3 separate regions of the Homo sapiens genome follow, and regions 2 and 3 are each linked to region 1. Evidence: chromatin contacts called from ENCODE Hi-C or POLR2A ChIA-PET data. All regions are on one chromosome and are shown on one strand. The core of a region is the stretch at or near the end of the contact, and the rest is flanking DNA. Distances in the headings are between cores, read along the strand shown. Region 1 holds the start of COA7 (cytochrome c oxidase assembly factor 7). Region 2 overlaps SCP2 (sterol carrier protein 2). Region 3 overlaps TUT4 (terminal uridylyl transferase 4).

Region 1 (4,233 bases), core at 726-3,225:
CCATGTGTACTGAGGAGTCCCCTAAGGTGATCAGGGTATAAGAAACCACAGGTAAATGTGGTATATTGCCTGGAATGTCAATTTTACTCAAAGGCTTGGGGGAGAAAAGGCAATCTTCTGTTATCCTATGAAAGATGTATTATGGGGAAATGAATGTAAAATCCTATGAATTTAAAAAATAAAACTGGGATTTCAGACATTATTGGCTGCCTTCCAATAAATAAGTGGTTGGAAATAGTCCATTCTTTGCTGCCATTGGGGATAGCTTAATAATGGAGCCATTTGGAAAGCATTGTTATAGGCGATGGGAAGCCATGGATTTAGCTCCATTGAGAATTCAAAAGTAGGGCTGGATGGAATTCAAAGATGAATGGGAAGTCAGCCGGGTGTGGTGGCTCACGCCTGTAATCCCAGCACTTTGGGAGGCCGAGGCCAGCGGACCACCTGAGGTCAGGAGTTCAAGACCAGCCTGGCCAATATAGTGAAACCCTGTCTCTACTAAAAATACAAAAAAAATTAGCCGGGCGTGGTGGTGGGCACCTGTAAGCCCAGCTACTCGGGAGGCTGAGGCAAGAGAATCGCTTGAACCTGGGAGGCGGAGGTTGCAGTAAGCTGAGACCGCGCTATTGCACTTCAGCCTGGGCAACAAGAACGAAACTCCGTCTCAAAAAAAAAAAAAAAAAAGACGAATAGGAAGTGGCTGTCTTAGGAGAACTTTCCATCTAAGCTTTATGGAACTGATGATTCTTAGCAGGAACAGGAGCAGGAAAACAAAGCAAAATGTAGGTAAATTTCCTCTCCTCCTCCCCATCTCCTTGACATGTTCCTTTTCTACCTCATTCATTCTTTTTCGCTCTTGTCGCCCAGGCTGGAATGCAATGGCACAATTTCGGCTCACTGCAACCTCCACCTCCCAGGTTAAAGCAATTCTCCTGCCTGAGCCTCCCAAAGAGCTAGGATTACAGGTGTGCTCCCTGTAATTTTGTATTTTTAGTAGAGACCCCTGCTAATTTTGTATTGTTAGTAGAGACAGAGTTTCACCAGGTTGGCCAGGCTGGTCTCGAACTCTTGACCTCAGGTGATCCACCCACCTCGGCCTCCCAAAGTGCTGGGATTACAGGCGTGAACCACCGCGCCCGGCCTCATTCATTCTTTTATTTTTTTAAAAAAAATTATTATTGCATACCAACTCCCTCACTTACTGTGTGACCTTGGACAAACTACTTAATTTCTCTGTACTTTAGTTTTCTTATCTGTAGAATGGGGATAATAATAATACCTACCCACAGTGTCACTGTGAGTGTTTTTACAGTGACATGATATATAATGAGAATTAAATGAGTTAATTCATATAAAGCATTTAGAGCCTGGAACAAAGTTCAGCACTGTTTGAGTACTAGGTGTTATAACAGTGACGTTGCTACACCCTTCACTGCTACTGTGTGCCAGTCAACATCTCCCATAGCCATTCATTGCTTAGGTAATTCATGTTGGTGGCCAAGACAGGTCTGGGAAGAAGACAGATGAATCAGACTGCTCACTGCACTTTGTCCAGCTACACCTGGCACATATAGAAGCTCCTCTAAATGCTTGCTGAATGGATAAGCGAATGTCTTCCTATTGAACTCCAAGTTCTTTGAAGGCAGGGACCATATTCCTAGCTGTCATATCCCTAGAACAATGCACTGGTGAGGCACACAGTAGGCGCTTAGGGATTATACATAGATAAATGACTGCAGGTGGAAAATCACTAAGGCTACAAAGCGAGCATAGGTAAGGTGCTGCAGAGAGACAGCCCCCAGTTTCAGGAAGGCGGTAGCCCTGGAAGCGTGGCTGCCAGCGCCCTTAACGGCGCGATGGCTGCTGGGAAGCACAGGCTCGCTTGGCTCGCCCCGGGATCCCGGGAGAGCGCCGCGGTTGGCGTCGGCGTCAGCCCCACGCCCCGCCCCGCCCCCTCCGCCGGCTCACGTGACCGTCTTTGGGCCGGCGCGAACCATGGCCGGCATGGTGGACTTCCAGGATGAGGAGCAGGTCAAGTCCTTTTTGGAGAACATGGAGGTGGAGTGCAACTACCACTGCTACCACGAGAAGGACCCGGACGGTGAGCGGCTCCAGCGCAGCCCGGCGACGCGTCGGGGAGGGACGTGCCCGGAGAGGTCTGGTCTGCGACCTCTGAGAGGCTGGAGAAGGAATCACGTGGCGGGCGGGGGACGGGGTCTGTGGATCGCGGTGACCGCGTGTGTTGGGAAGGGCGATGTGTCCCGGGAAGACCGAGCCAGGAGGCCGGGGCGGGTAGGAAGAGACGTGCTGGGGCTTTTGGGTTAGGGACTGGGGATCCATCGGTGAACAGATGAAACTCCCTGCCCTCGTGGAGCTTCCAAGCTAGTGCGGGGAGTCGGGCAATAAGCCTCAGGTAATTCATGAAATCGTGTTCGAAAGTAGTAAGTACCGGCCGGGAGCCGTGGCTCACGCCTATAATCCCAGCACTTTGGGAGGCTGAGGCGGGTGGATCACGAGGTCAGGAGATCGAAACCATCCTGGCTAACACGGTGAAACCCTGTCTCTACTAAAAATACAAAAAATTAGCCGGGCGTGGTGGCAGGCGCCTGTATTCCCAGCTACTCGGGAGGCTGAGGCAGGAGAGTGGTGTGAACCCGGGAGGCGGAGCTTGCAGTGAGCAGAGATCGCGCCACTGCACTCCAGCCTGGGCGACAGAGCGAGACTCCGTCTCAAAAAAAATAAATAAAAAGAAAGTAGTAAGTGCCGTGGAAAAAAGACTGGGTGAAGGGTGTCAGGAGGGCAGGAGGGCAGTTTTAAATTGAGTGATCAGGGAAGATCACTGAGAAAGTGGCAATTGAATAAAGCCTTGAAGAAGGTAAGGGAGTGAACCATGCAGTTCTTACCATAGGTAACAGCTGGCGAAGACGCCCTGAATCACAAATGTGTCCTGTGTGTTGTGTGAACATTGAATTGACTTAAGAGTATAGGTGGATGGTGGTGACCAGAGGGGTCCACCCAGAGCAGCTAATACCTTTGGGTGGTTTTCTTCTTCTTGCTTTATTTTTATTTTTTGTATTTTCTTTCTTTTTTGAGATAGTATGTCACTACGTTGTCCAGGCTGGTCGCAACTCCTGGGCTCAAGTGATCCTCCCGCCTTTGATTACAGGCATGAACCACTGCACACTGCCTACTTTTTAATTTTTTTGTTTTTTTGAGACTGAGTCTCACTCTGTCACCCAGGCTGGAGTACAATGGCTCGATCTCAGCTCACTGCAACCTTTGCCTCCTGGGTTAAAGCAATTCTCCTGCCTCAGCCTCCCGAGTAGCTGGGATTACAGGCACCCACCACCAGGCCTGGCTAATTTTTGTATTTTCGTAGAGACAGGGTTTCACCATGTTGGCCAGGCTGGTCTCGAACTCCTGACCTCAAGCAATCCATCTGCCTTGGCCTCCCAAAGTGCTGGGATTACAGGTGTGAGCCACCGTGCCCAGCCTTTTTTTTTTTTTTCTTTCAAATAAAGGACTGGTGTGGTGGCACAAGCCTGTAATCCTAGCTCTTTGGGAGGCTGAGGTGAGGTGGGAGGATCACTTGAGGCCAGGAGTTCAAGACCAGCCTGGGCAATATGATGAAACCCTGTCACTACTAAAAAAAAAAAGAAAAGAAAAAAAGTGGCACTGGCCCTACCTTCTAATAGCTTGCAGTTTAGTCAGTTTAGTTTGCAGAAATGACATAGCTATTCCTTGAGGCTAATCCGTAACATAGACCATAACACAACCATATACATATCATAACATAGTCATGACACAGAGTTGCTCTGCAGTATGATGGCTTGAAAAGAACCTGGGGTTGGGCCGGGCACAGTGGCTCACGCCTGTAATCCCAGCACTTTGGGAGGCTGAGGTGGGCAGATCACCTGAGGACAGGAGTTCAAGACCAGCCTGACCAATATGATTAAACTGTCTCTACTAAAAATACAAAAATTAGCCGGACGTGGTGGCATGCGCCTGTAATCCCAGCTACTCGGGAGGCTGAGACAGGAGAATGGCTTGAACCTGGGAGGCGGAGGTTGCAGTGAGCTGAGATCGCGCCATCACACTCCAGCCTGGGCAACAAGAGTGAAACAACGTCTCAAAAAAAAGAACCTGGGGTTGTTCTTTGAGAGCTGGTCCATGTCCTAAGTATAGAAAGAACTTAGAGGAATTGGGGTCACTAAGGAACAGGGTGGTTAGGGA
Region 2 (4,233 bases), core at 923-3,422, 350 kb before region 1:
TTTGGGTGTTAACAGGTGCTGAAGGAAAATAAGCTGACACCTTGCCCCCAAAATGGGCAGTACAAAGATAAATTGAGAGAATGAAGGCAGCTGATGTGTGAAGTCTGAACAGCCTGCCAAAGCTGTGCATGGCATGTGCAGTGGGTGGGAAGGAGGATGACAGCCAGCTCCTATACTGGTGGCCTCTGTTCTGTCCAGATTTCTGGAGCAGGCTCAGTGGAAATGTCAGTGCCAATGGTGTGTATTCAGCTGAAACATCACAGATGCAAATTTCTCACTTGTCATGGCATCAACTAAAATGTGCTTGGTTACGTAGAAAAAGCATTTTAAAAAAGCAAGTGGGAGTGAGATTTAGTTGTTTTATCCAATCTTGGAAATTACCAGAGAACCACAGGAATAAAACCTAAAACAAACCAGACTGAGACAACAGAAAAAATTAAGTTACATTGGAAAGAAACGTCTTAGTTTCTTTTTTATTAATGGAAAGCTCAGTATATATCAAGTTGACAGAAAGCTCACTATATCAAGTCCATTCAACACTGCAGCTGAAGAGCCTAAGAGGACCCTTGACAATTTGGGGACTAGGAAAATCTATACAAGGCATAAACACACTTTAGACAAATGCAATTTAGTCCAACAGTTGTTTACAGAATACCTAAAAACATCAGATACTGTGCTAAATTCTGGAAACATAAAGACAAATAAGATGTGCTTTGATGCTTTGAGACACTCACAGCCTAACAGGGAAGAGAGAGAGGCATATTATGACTAACATAACACAACAGGCACTAAGCTGGCAGTCCAGTACGTGGCTCAGGAGAGGGACTGGTTACAGCTCCCCAGCAACTTGGAAAGAGGTCCTTGGAGATAATATCTGAGCTAATTTTGAAAGACAAGTCATTTGTCAGGTAAGGACAGGTCAGGCAAAAAGAAGAGCATGGGCAAATAAATGGAATGTAAAAGGTCAGGCCTTTGTTCATGCCACCCCTCCCTCCTCCTGGAACACTCCTACTTTCCGCCTGGGTACTAAGCTCAAGAGCTGCTTCCTCTGTGGTGCTCTCCCTGATGGCCCAGAGAGATATGGCTGCTCCTGCCTTCATCCTCCCCTGACCACAAGCCAGGTGTGGCACCTTGGATCTCTGGCTGCACTGACTCTTTTACACATCTGTGGATGCCCTGAGCGTGGGAACTTTCTTACTCTTCTGGGCACTTCCAGCACACAAGACAGTGTGTGGCACACAGCTTGCTCCACAGACGTCTGTCAACTGTTTGGGGAACACTGAGTTTTGTGAGTCTGACCACTTTGCACTTTAGAGTCTGAGTCAGGAGATGGAGTAGAAAGGGCTGAAAGACCTACCTACTAGCAGGATATAAGCTCCATCATACTTACCGACTGAGGATTCATTTTACCAGTCATTAAAGCCAGGAAGTCTGAGTCAGCCATTGTGATTGTGCAGTCAGCCTTCTTATCTAAAACAGATACACAGGAGAAGGAAGGAGAATAGGAGGTGTTCAGTTTCACATATACATTTTTGTCAAGAGCCACTGACTGCAACAGAATTATAACCAGCACTGAGGCAGTGTGGGGAAATGGGCACTCACATATACTTCTATGGCAGCCTGGTAAAATGTGACATAAACCACAAGCAATCCTGATATTTAACAAGACGGAATTGATTAAATAAATTATGGTATATTCAAATAGTGAGGTATGATACAAGCCACAATAAGAAATGATATGGATCTGGATTTACTGACATGAAAAAATGTTCATGTTACATTATTCATGATATTATTATATAAGCCAGTTACAAAAGAAACTGTATGATGCCATTTTTGCTTAAAACAGAATTCAACTATATAAACATAGAAAAACATCTGTAAACTTAAGACACCAATATATTACTAATAGTAACTGTGACAGACTCTAAGGTGACCCTCCTGGTGTACATCCCCTTCCTTCCAGTGTGAGTAGAACCTGTGACTTGCTTCTAGCTAACAGAATATGGCAAAGATAATGAGATGTCACTCTTGTCATTTTGTTACATTAAATGATTCTACCTTGCTAGCAGACTCATTCTTGCTCTCCTGCTGGCTCTGAATGAGCTCACTGCTATGTTGTGGACTTCCTATGGAGAGGGCCACGTGGCAGGGAACTGGCCGTTAGGAGCTGAGGGCCAGCTCTGGCCTATAGCCAGTAAAAGAGGGAAGCTATCATTCCCAAGGCCACAGGGAAATGAATTCTGCCAGCAACCTGAATGAACTTGGACATGGATCCTTCCCCATTGAAGCCTCCAGATGAGAGCCCAGCCCTGGCCAAAAGCTTAACTGTAGCCTTGTGTGACTCTATGCAGAGGACCCAGCTAAGCTGTCCTCAGCCTACTTATCCATGGAAACTGTGGGCTAATAAATGTGGGCATTGTTTTAAGCTACTAAATTTGTGGCAATTTGTTATGCAGTAATAGAAAATGAATACGGTTCTCTAGATCAAGGGTTAACAAACTTTCTGTAACAGATCAGACACTAAATATTTTAGGCTTTGCAGGTCAGTAGGTCTCTATCACAACTACCCAATTCTGCCCCTGTAGTGCAAAAGCAGTCATAGATAATATATAAACAAATGTTGGCTATGTTCCAATAAAATTATTTTAAACAGGTGGCAGACAGAGGGAGGAGAAGATATTTGCAACTCATATATCTCTGACAAACAACTCATATACAGACTATATGAAGAACTCCTTTCTAAGGTACAGTGGATTACAGGAAAAGATAAAAAAAAGAACTCCTACTGCTCAACTAGAAAAGGTTAGACGATCCAATATAAAAATGAGCAAATGACACATGTAGGCATTATATAAAAGAAGATCTCCAAATGGCCAAGAAACACATGAAACAGTGCTTCACTTCATTAATCATCAGAAAATTCACATTAAAATCATGATGAGTGCCACATACCTACTAGAACAAATGGCTGAAATTTAAAAAAAAAAAAAAAAAGACAATACCCAGTGTTAGTGAGGATGGGAAACAAATGAAAGGTCAACATAATACCAGAAAGACTGTAAAATGATGCAGCCACTTTCAGAAAACAGTCTGGAAGTTTCACATAAAGCTAAACATACACATACTATATGAACTAGCAATCCTATTCCTAGGTATTTACCGAAGAAAAATGAAAACTTACGTCCACACAAAAACCTGTATGTGAATGCTTATAGTGGCTTTAAGATTCATACTTGCCAAAAGCTGGAAAAAACCCAAATGTGCATCAACTGGTGAAGGGGTAACCATTCAGCAGCAAAAAAGAATAAAATACTTCATGATCCATGCAACAGCATGAATAAATTTCAGTGAAAGAAGGAGGCTCAAAAAGCTACATACTGTATCATTTCATGTGTATGACTTCCTAAGGAAAGCAAAACTACAGGGAGAGAAATCAAACTAGTGGCTAAAAGGGCCTGAGGGGGCTGACTATAGAGGGACATGAGGACACTTTCTGGGGTAATGGAAACTGTCTGTATCTTGATTTCTGGTGATAGTTACACAACTGTATGCATTTGTCTAAATTCACAGAATTATACATCTAAAAAGGGTTGATTTTATTGTTTATTGTTAATTGTACATCAATTAACCTGATTTTTAAAAAAACCTGGCAAGTACCAAGTACTGTCAAAAATGTGGAGGAACTAAAACTCTCATGTAATATGGAAGGAAATGTAAAATAGTACATCCATACCCAAAACCTGCACTTTATCACCTAGCCCTGGGTGCGTGTCCAGTAGAAGTAAGTACGATGGAAATGTCCACTAAAAGACATCTATAAGAATATTCATAACAACTTTATTCATCAGGCTCCCAGATTGAAACAATGCAAAGATACATCAAATGCACAAGGAATAAATTCTGGGGTATTCGCCTAGTAAACACAAACTATTGCCACACGCAACCATATGAATGAATCTTATGCTGTTGAACAAAAAAAAGCCAGACCTAAAAAAGAGTAAATGTTATTGTTCTATGGTTCCATTTGTATGAATTTCTAAAATAAATAAAATCAAGCTATGGTGATAGGATTTGAAATAATGGTTCCTTTTGGGAGTGAATAGTGATAGCAGGGGGGCAGGAGGGAGGCTTCTGGAGTACTGGCAACATTCTGTGTCTTGACCTTGGAGGTGTACTCATTTGTAAACATTCATCACGTGGTACACTCTGGAATTACGCCCTTTACTACAG
Region 3 (4,233 bases), core at 544-3,043, 270 kb after region 1:
GTTCTACTAGCAATTATTACATATTGTTGTGTATATATATATCTCTTCTTGTATGTCTCTTATGAATAATTTGAGCAAATACCAATGCTTTATTCTTTAAAAAAGTTTGTTTGGTATTCTCTGAATTTAGCATAGTTCTTAGCCAATGGTAGGTACTGAATATATCTTTGTGGAATGAAGGGATATTTCAATGAATGAACTAATGTTTTTAAATGTCTTTTTCCCTCTTGTTGAAATGCAGAGCCAGGCTTTCGAGGACTGACTCCTCCAATTCCTTGGGAACATGCACCGCGTCCCCATTTCCCCCTTGTCCCAGCTTCGTGGCCTTATGGTTTGCATCAAAACTTCATGCATCAGGGAAATGCCCGATTCCAGCCCAACAAACCTTTCTATACTCAAGGTACCACTGCTTACAAATTAGTTAACAGGCTTGGGTGGGTTTTATTCTGGGATAGAGAGCCTTAGTGAAGGCCAGGATCTGGGAGTGAAAATTCATGAATTCAGTAAACATTTACTGAGAAATTATACTGTGTGTCAGATGGTGCTAGGTGCTTGTAAAACAAAATCTCCATTACTTGATGCACACTTTATTAGGAAAGCCAGACATGTTAAATAGAAAAGGAGTTTAGATGAATCAGTTAACATTGCCCTAGCAAATCCAAACAGGATGTGGATTTAAGATTATTACATCACAAGATTTTGACAGTTGAGCTAGATCTTGAAAGAGATGCAGGAATTTTTTTTTTGCCTAGAGATGAGAGAGGAGGAGGAGTATGCTTAGCTGAGGGATTAATATATGCAGTCACTGAGTTTTGCCTGGCATAATGAAAAAGAGTAGAAAATATTAGGGCTAGAGGACGGAGGTATATGGGAAAGATGGTGATAAGGCTAGAGAGGGTAGGCTTAGACCATATTATGGAGTTTGGACTTGGTTTACTGAGCATTGGGGACCTAATTAAAGGTTTTTAGTGGAACGAAGACATAATCATATTTGTTTAGTAAACGTAGGACTTGAATGACCTTAAAATTTATTATGTTCTGCTGGTGCTATTGTAGTACTAATAATGGCTTTGACTGGGTAATGAATATTACAAACAAAGAATTCCTAGAAACTTGGAGCATTTTATCTAACCTACTTGCCTCAGAGGTATTTGTTCTTATAGGCATTGTCTGAGTCTGGCCTTCAGCTCTTTGTTAACTTAGTTCAGAACACTTGGGTCAGAGTCAGTATAGTTAAACTAGGAGTTCAAGAAGTTAAAACAGGCACTCAGGAAATGCTGATTGAATGAAATGATAACTTAAAGGGGAAGTGCCTGGTATGGTCTCAGGCTTGTTATATTTAAGCCTTCTTAAACCACCCATATACTACTGGGGCATCCCTGTATTGTAGAGTGGCAGAGCCTTGACTGTGGTTGAGCTCTTCTCTTGAGCAAAGAACTGGGGCTGAAGGAAGTTACTATTAGTCATAAGCCCTTTTAGGAGGGGAGAGTCTGCAACTCTTTTCTAGTGGGTTTTTTCCCTTTGATTCCTCCTCTCCATCTTTCGTGTCCTCTCCTTTTTTCACATACAGGTATTTCCTTCCCTTCTTCATTTTTCTCCCCACCCTCTCAAATGTTTTGCAGCATGCTTTATCACCTCCTATTATATAAATAGAAAAAAAGAAAGCTAACTACAAGTTAATTCTAAGGTGTTGTCAGATAAACAGGCACAAGCCTTTCAGTTTCCTGTCTGTGTTGTATCCAACAGACAGATGTGCCACCCGTCGGTGTAGAGAGCGTTGTCCCCACCCACCAAGAGGAAACGTGTCGGAGTAATGCGAGTCCATTTTCTTTCAGCTGGTCTACCGATGCACAGCAACCAGCCAATCCTGCTGTCTCAAGGGTATCCGTACCTCAATGTCAGTTACATTCAGCAGAAAAAGTGACATTTAATGGAAAGCAAAACAAATCAGGTCCTGATTTAAAATTTTAACACGTTTAGATAGCTTATTTAAATTCTAAGACTGTTTTTACAGACTGTATTATTTGTATATAAATATGAACTATAGTTTTTACTAGTATCACCAAATTGAGTGATACAAATTTCATCTATTTTATTACCCTATTTTTAAGGGAATTTTATGTTTTGTTTAACCTTGATGAATTGTATAAAGAGAGAATTTAAAAAATTACATTCTTTATTTTCTATTAGCTGTATTCATACTTTGGTTGCTTCAGACTTTATATATTGTTCTTAAAAGTTAGGAAAGAATTTCATGTGTTTTAAATTGTCACTTCTATTCTTTACAGAACCTTGTAGTGCCAAAAACTTTTTAAAAGGTAAAAAAATAAAATAAAATTACAACATGAAGATTCAGATTTTTTTTCTTTTCCATACTTGTATATTGAACATTCAAACTTGAATGGAAAGTTGATTTTGTCTGTATTTGAAGTACTTCTATTTTAAGTTAATAAATCTTTTTGACAAGAGTTAAATTTGGTTAATCTGTTGTATAGATGATGGAAATATTACGTAACAAGATTTCTTTTAATTTCAGTGAATAGAGCATTCTAAATCACAGATTTTAGTTTTAGAGATTCAAGTAACATTTCATATCCTTTATTTGGTTGGATGTTCACAACACCCATATGAGGTTGATAGAAGCGGAAGCCATTTCCATTTTATCTTTGAAAATAAAAACTGAAATGCAAAGCAGTCAGTAAATTCCAAAAAGCAAACAATGCTGGAGTCTGAATTGAAAAGTATTTGGAAAGAGAATTTTAAAACACTGAGACTAATATTGGCAATTAGAGTGGAGGGAAGATTACTTTTTTTTTTTTTTTTTTTTGAGATAGAGTCTGTCTGTCACCCAGGCTGCAGTGCTGTAGTATGATCTCGGCTCACTGCAACCTCTGTCTTCTGGGTTTGAGCGATTCTCCTGCCTCAGCCTCCCGAGTAGCTGGGATTACAGGCATGCACCACCACACTTGGCCAATTTTTGTATTTTTAGTAGTGGCGGGGTTTCATCATGTTGGTCAGGCTGGTCTCGAATTCCTGACCTCAGGTGATCCACCTGCCTTGGCCTCCCAAAGTGCTGGGATTACAGGCGTTGAGCCACTGCACCCAGCCCAGACTGTATTCATTTTGAGTCCTATACTTCCACCTGGAAAGCACACTTGCCAAGATGATAATTATTTACCAGTAATACTTGGAATTAATTATTATTGGGTATTGGAATTCAGACTCGAGTTGTTGGTGGCATAATGTTTTAGCTGTTTTAGCAGTGAGGTGAGGTAATTTTCTCTAACCCCTTAATTAGTCCGTCCAGTTGCCTGGGATTTTAGGCTAAATGATGCTATATATCTATTTGGAAAGGTGCAGAATAAGTAGATAAAAATGTAAGGACAGTGGGTTATCTTTGCTGCGCTTCCTCTGATATACATTACTTAAATAGGAGACTGCTTGGGCCCTTGCCATATTTTGCAACATGGAAGATATTTGAAACCTATTGCAGGAGGTTGAGGGTATTCATGCTGTATTTACAGCCCTGAGTTAAATATATTTACTATTTTTTTTACCTAACCTGAGTTAGGTATATTTACTATTTTTTCTTATTAAAGCGTCAGCATCTTTCAGAATCCTATTAAGTGGTGGACTTAAATCATTTATTAACAAGATACCTGACCCAACTATGCATTCATGTTAAAATGACTTGGAGCATTCAAGATTTAAATTAACATTCAATACTTCATGTCCTTCCACATCTTGGAGAACAGGTAATGACGTATACAGGGGTGTTTATTATTCTCTTTACTTTTGTACATACAGTAGGCCCTCCATATCCATGGGTTTTGCATCTATGGATTCAACCAACCACGGATTGCAGATATTAAAAAAAACTGTGTCTGTACTGAACTTGTACAGTTTGTTATTATTCCCTAAACAATACAGTATAACAACTTTTCCCACAGAATTTCCATTGTATGAGGCATTATATGTAATCTAGAAATGATTTAAAGTATAAAGGAGGATGTGCATAGGTTATATGCAAAGACTACACTATTTTATATCAGGGACCTGAGCATCCTTGGATTTTGGTATATCTGCGGGAGGTCCTGGAACCAACCCCCCACCAGATACCAAGGGGAGGATTGTATTTGAAATATTCATTAAAAATAAAACAACTTCCAATAACAGAATGCCCCAACCCCTCAGCCTTTCTTCCTTAAGGAAGGCAGTATAAAATACCACTTG

The links. Hi-C counts contacts between places; a loop is a spot of excess contacts on that map. ChIA-PET counts read pairs that join two places held with the same protein, here RNA polymerase II (POLR2A). Pooled maps may share reads with other maps.
Region 2: a map of endothelial cell of umbilical vein shows a loop between it and region 1 (4-fold over the local background). The contact joins the enhancer-like site here to the promoter of COA7 in region 1. A Hi-C loop is called at or near these places in 1 of 168 maps with a recorded cell type or tissue (endothelial cell of umbilical vein), 1 of 37 single-sample maps with no recorded cell type and 2 of 50 pooled maps. POLR2A ChIA-PET finds 5 or more read pairs at or near these places in 2 of 52 experiments (CD8-positive, alpha-beta memory T cell and GM12878).
Region 3: a pooled map shows a loop between it and region 1 (2.4-fold over the local background). The contact joins the enhancer-like site here to the promoter of COA7 in region 1. A Hi-C loop is called at or near these places in 19 of 168 maps with a recorded cell type or tissue (CD4-positive, alpha-beta T cell, CD4-positive, alpha-beta memory T cell, CD8-positive, alpha-beta T cell and 13 more), 8 of 37 single-sample maps with no recorded cell type and 18 of 50 pooled maps. POLR2A ChIA-PET finds 5 or more read pairs at or near these places in 13 of 52 experiments (AG04449, BJ, CD4-positive, alpha-beta T cell and 10 more).

What each region holds. Positions count from the first base shown.
Region 1 is chr1:52,696,089-52,700,321 of GRCh38, reverse strand. COA7 (cytochrome c oxidase assembly factor 7) reads left to right here and starts at 1,975. Exons shown (of 3, transcript NM_023077.3): 1 at 1,975-2,101. The coding sequence starts at 1,996. RefSeq lists an enhancer at 1,746-1,805 and a silencer at 1,856-1,995.
Region 2 is chr1:53,045,095-53,049,327 of GRCh38, reverse strand. SCP2 (sterol carrier protein 2) reads right to left here. Exons shown (of 16, transcript NM_002979.5): 15 at 1,391-1,470. Among named protein-coding and RNA genes, the nearest start is that of PODN, 15 kb to the left of the region's middle. Within about 2 kb of position 2,172, at least 8 of the 41 ENCODE cell types and tissues checked have a DNase peak (open chromatin) inside an H3K27ac peak, as active enhancers do; they include endothelial cell of umbilical vein, where a contact is called at or near this core.
Region 3 is chr1:52,421,516-52,425,748 of GRCh38, reverse strand. TUT4 (terminal uridylyl transferase 4) reads left to right here. Exons shown (of 30, transcript NM_001009881.3): 29 at 242-400; 30 at 1,747-2,474. The coding sequence ends at 1,814. Among named protein-coding and RNA genes, the nearest start is that of PRPF38A, 19 kb to the right of the region's middle. RefSeq lists an enhancer at 1,820-1,869. Within about 2 kb of position 1,793, at least 5 of the 41 ENCODE cell types and tissues checked have a DNase peak (open chromatin) inside an H3K27ac peak, as active enhancers do; they include CD4-positive, alpha-beta T cell and CD8-positive, alpha-beta T cell, where a contact is called at or near this core.